2 separate regions of the Homo sapiens genome follow, and region 1 is linked to region 2. Evidence: chromatin loops called from intact Hi-C (ENCODE). Cell type or tissue: heart left ventricle. All regions are shown on one strand.

The links. A loop is a pair of places that touch in the nucleus more often than their neighbours do. Peaks named below come from ENCODE experiments on the same cell type or tissue, not always from the same donor. Only the 100,000 strongest peaks of a DNase experiment are listed, where the experiment ranks them.
Region 1: it touches region 2 in a loop (11-fold over the local background); 32 of 110 quality-filtered maps call a loop at or near these places.

Annotation. Positions count from the first base shown.
Region 1 is chr11:125,424,263-125,426,762 of GRCh38, forward strand. All of the region lies in intron 10 of PKNOX2 (PBX/knotted 1 homeobox 2), which reads left to right. Among named protein-coding and RNA genes, the nearest start is that of FEZ1, 71 kb to the right of the region's middle. RefSeq lists an enhancer at 2,241-2,500. In heart left ventricle, no CTCF peak of the experiment used is centred here; a DNase peak (open chromatin) is centred at 1,493; H3K27ac peaks cover 1,379 bases.
Region 2 is chr11:124,961,116-124,963,615 of GRCh38, forward strand. All of the region lies in intron 4 of CCDC15 (coiled-coil domain containing 15), which reads left to right. Among named protein-coding and RNA genes, the nearest start is that of CCDC15, 8.2 kb to the left of the region's middle. In heart left ventricle, a CTCF peak has its summit at 1,045 (motif pointing right); no DNase peak of the experiment used is centred here.

The sequences.
Region 1 (2,500 bases), 460 kb after region 2:
AAAGAATGGAAAGCATGAACAAGGGCAATGACTACAGAAAGAGAAGTTTCTCGGGTGACTTATTGTGCTTCTCTTTATTCTAAAAGACTTTTTTTTTCTTCCATTTTAACATCTCTGAAATTGGGTACATCCCACCATCAGTGGCCTCTTAGATGTGATGGAATGTGGTCGTTTTGGGGCCCCCACCATCCTGGCTGCCTTCCTCTGGGTCTCTGGCCCTCCTAGAGTGGAACCACCCCAGAGTGGTGGCTGGCAGCAGCCCATGGCCCCACAGCTGTCAAGAGGGAGAGGAGGGGAAAAGCGTGTAGTGGACTCTGGTGCAGCGCTGCTGATGGCAGGAAACCTAATGGAAGCTCGCTGATCTGAATCAGCCTCCATGCCCCGCTCCACCAGCACCTCAGTGTCTATTGACACTGACAGGCTGCGGCTTCCCATCTGCTGTGTCCCTTGGTGAACTGGCTCACCTCATGGTGAGATCTACATGGCTAGGAGGTGGAAGGACAATTGCCAATGGGCTGTGCATGAAAGAAATATCCAGGACCTGTGAACCAGAACTGGCTTAGCTTCCTTCTGAACCAGCCCCTGGGCAGAACTCACTCTTTCAATTGAAAGATGCTTTTAGTATCAGTTTAGTCCAGAGGAGAGTTGCGTTATGGGGCTATAAAGGGAGGTATCAGAGAGAGATGGGAAAGAGTTGAGGTCAGATTTCAGCGGAACTTCCTGGTGGCAACTACAGTGCCCTGAGACACCTACTTGGTGTAAATACCATAATTCCCTTCTCTAGAGTCCTTGAGTATTCAACTAGATGATGCCGGGAGGCTTCAGTGCATCGCACAGAGTGAGTCAATGGAGCACACAGGCTTACCCTGCACTATCTCATTAAATCATCCCCATGTCCAAGAGTTAGTCACTGTTTTGCTACTTCCATCTAAGGATGGAAGACATAAAACAAACAAAGGTCACTTGCGTGTGTCAAGGTCACACAATGTTAAGGGGTGGGTCAGGACTTGATCCCATCTCTGAAGGTCCTTTACTCCCTGGCAGCACTGCCCAGTCGTGTGAGGCTCCAGCTGTCCCTGAGAAGGCTCTGTCATCTTCTAGTCTGTTCTGTACCTCTTTTTCTTTTTCTTTTTCTTTTCCTTGCTTTTCATGAACTGTATCTACTTCTTTTTCAAGGAAGGATTATCTACTTCCAGAGAGCTACTGTCTGGGCCCTTCTCTTCCAAATCCAGGGAGTTCCCTCCAATAACGATCAGAGAGCAGCCACTGTGCCTTGATGGTTTGCCGTGATCCAATAACGATCAGAGAGCAGCCACTGTGCCTTGATGGTTTGCCGTGATCCAATAATGATCAGAGAGCAGCCACTGTGCCTTGATGGTTTGCGTGATCTCATTTGATTCTTCTTCCCCTCCTTGGCCCCAAGCCTGGCCAGTTGTGCTAAAAGTAGCGCTGACCCAATCATGGTCTGTCCAGAGGCCAGGACTATTTTGACTCTGTCCTCAGGAATCATGTGGTCTGAGGCGTGTACGAGCTGGACTGCTCCCATGACCACTCAGATGTGGTGCCAGGAATGTTCTGGCTGACACACCTGTCCCCAGAGCTGCTAAACGCTGCTACTTACCCCACAGCCCCACAGCGTGCGTCCTGAGATACTGGACGTCCAGGAGGGATAGGTGGTGAGGACTTGCACCAGGCGGTGGTTAGGGGCTTTCTATCCTCATTCATAAGAGAGCAACCAGCCAGTTTTGGGTGGCATTGCTTCTCATAGCTCCCCACTGGACTGGAGCATGTTAATCTGTGTATTTGTGACATTCACTCAGAATGGGGGCCCGACAACAGAAGGCTCCTTAGAGACAGCAAACATTATTCTTCCAAGGAAGGCTGGAGGATTTCCTTCTCTGGAGGCCGTTAATAGTGGAAGAACTTTTCATCCTACTGGCTTAAATATAAGTCCCAGTGCAAGGCTCCTGCCTGGAACATCATCCTCTCCTCTACTAGATTGGCTTTGCCATTCTTCAAAGTCCAACTGAAATCCCCTTCCCTAAGGACTTCCTTCTTTTGTCACCAGAGGGGTACTTAGCACAGACTTCCCATTAATAGAGAGGCTTTTTCCTCCTTTTTTTCTTCCCATCTAGTCTGTGAGTTCTTAACTTCAGATATCTTTCACTTGCCAGCACCCAGGATGCGGCAGATGCCCAACAGTTGTGGGCTGGTGAACCAGCACAGCCAGCACGGCCACTAGCTCTGCTCAAGAAACAAGTCTGCGTCTCCTTATTGTGCTAGTTCATTCCTCAGTTCACTACACAATCCTTCAACGTTGGCCTCTTTGCCTGTCTGCACACTGTGCCTGGTCAGCACGGCCACTAGCTCTGCTCAAGAAACAAGTCTGCGTCTCCTTATTGTGCTAGTTCATTCCTCAGTTCACTACACAATCCTTCAACGTTGGCCTCTTTGCCTGTCTGCACACTGTGCCTGGTCTGCACACTGGAAATAAACAATG
Region 2 (2,500 bases):
CAGGCACTGCATAAAGTACAAGGAATAGAACATTGACTTAAGACAGACACAGTCCTTGCTTTCGTGGTGCTTGTAGCTGTTAGTCCCACTGTAGTGAGGATTTTACTTCATCTGTTTAATACAAAAATAGAACTCATCAGTCAGCAGTATTTGCCTATGCTGTTTGTTATGGATTGTAGCGATACTAAGGAAATGTAAAATAGGACCTTCCATGGGTTTATATTTTCAGGTAGAAATACAAAACTAATAGACCACTCATTGTATCAGATAATAATATAGAGAGATTTTCTGTGTTTTGCAATAAAGTTGTGCTATGGGAGTTCAGAAATTTTTAAGGAAACAGTAGGGGAAGAATTCATGGGAGAGATAGACTTGAACTACACATTTTGTATTGGTAAATTCAAGAGAATTTGTTTTTCTTAGAGACGGAGTCTCACTCTGTTGCCCATGCTGTAGTGCAGTGGTGCAGTCCTGGCTCACTGCAACCTCCTCCTCCTGAGTTCAAGAGAATCTCCTGATTCTCCTGCCTCAGCCTCCTGAGTAGCTGGGGTAGGTGCCTGCCACCATGACTGGCTAATTTTTGTATTTTTAGTAGAGATGGGGTTTCACCATGTTGGCCAGGCTGGTATCAAATTCCTGAGCTCAAGGGATCCGCCTGCCTTGGCCTCCCAAAGTGCTGGGATTACAGGTGTGAGCCACCACACCTGGCCGAGATAATTTTTTCTTAAAAACCACCCAAACAAAAAAAAAGCCTAGAATCTCCAATGAGCCAGGTGTATTTGGGAATAAGTAATGGAACCTTTCTAATTGGTAGTTTATAATGGAGAATAACCAAAAATGGGGTTGGATAAGGAGGAGGAAATCAGGTTATGAAAAACCTTAAATGTCACAAGATTTTTTAAAGTTTTTATAATACCCCCACACTTTTTTTTTTAAAAGGACATGAACTACTGAAGAATGCTCAGTGACTTAACTATTTTGAGCCTGTAAACTTTGTCCATATGACTCCATGACAATAGATGCTTTCTGATCTTACCACTTCTGTTGCAGTTTTTATCCACTAGATGTCACCGTGAAACTAGACAATGAGACAGTTCAGGCACGAACTCCCTTAGTTTATCTAGAACTGGTTGGGTAAATGGTACACATAATTCACTTTCTGAATGTTAGTACACGTCTCAGTTTTCTCGTGTTGGTGTTATAGAAACATGTGATCTTGGAGTTGGAAGAGTTTCAAACATTCATCTGACATGTTGAAACATTTATACATGAAAGTATTTGATGTCTGGAATATACTTAAATAATAAAAGAATGAGGTAAAGTAGGGAGTTACGGATGAAGCAAGATTGGCTAGGAGTTGATAGTGCTAAAGTGAGGTATCCATATCTGTCCATGGTGGTTCATTATAGTGTTCTGATTACTTCTGTATATGTTTGAAGTTTTCCATAGGTTTGAATTTATTTATATTTTTAATTAAATGTTAAAAAAGAATATTATCTGGTCCTATCTTTCTCTGTCCAAGGAATTCAGTTCTTTTTTTTTTTTTATTATACTTTAAATTCTAGGGTGCATGTGCACAACGTGCAGGTTTGTTACATATGTATACATGTGCCATGTTGGTGTGCTGCATCCATTAACTTGTCATTTACATGAGGTATTTCTCCTAATGCTATCCCTCCCCGCTTCCCACCATGCCACGACAGGCCCTGGTGTGTGATGTTCCCAACCCTGTGTCCAAGTGTTCTCATTGTTCAATTCCGACCTATGAGTGAGAACATGCGGTGTTTGGTTTTCTGTCCTTGAGATAGTTTGCTTAGAATTATGGTTTCCAGCTTCATCCATGTCCCTACAAAGGACATGAACTCATCCTTTTTTATGGCTGCATAGTATTTCATGGTGTATATGTGCCACATTTTCTTAATCCAGTCTATCACTGATGGACATTTGGGTTGGTTCCAAGCCTTTGCTATTGTGAATAGTGCTGCAATAAACACATGTGTCTTTATAGTAGCATGATTTATAATCCTTTGGGTATATACCAAGTAATGAGATGGCTGGGTCAAATGGTATTTCTAGTTCTAGATCCTTGAGGAATCGCCACACTGTCTTCCACAATGGTTGAACTAATTTACAGTCCCACCAACAGTGTAAAAGTGTTCCTATTTCTCCACATCCTCTCCAGCACCTGTTGTTTCCTGACTTTTTAATGATTGCCATTCTAACTGGTGTGAGATGGTATCTCATTGTGGTTTTGATTTACATTTCTCTGATGGCCAGTGATGATGAGCATTTTTTCATGTGTCTGTTGGCTGCATAAGTGTCTTCTTTTGAGAAGTGTCTGTTCATATCCTTTGCCCACTTTTTGATGGGATTGTTTGATTTTTTCTTGTAAATTTGTGTAAGTTCTTTGTAGATTCTGGATATTACCCCTTTGTCAAATGTGTAGATTGCAAAAATTTTTTCCCATTCTGTAGGTTGCCTGTTCACTCTGATGGTAGTT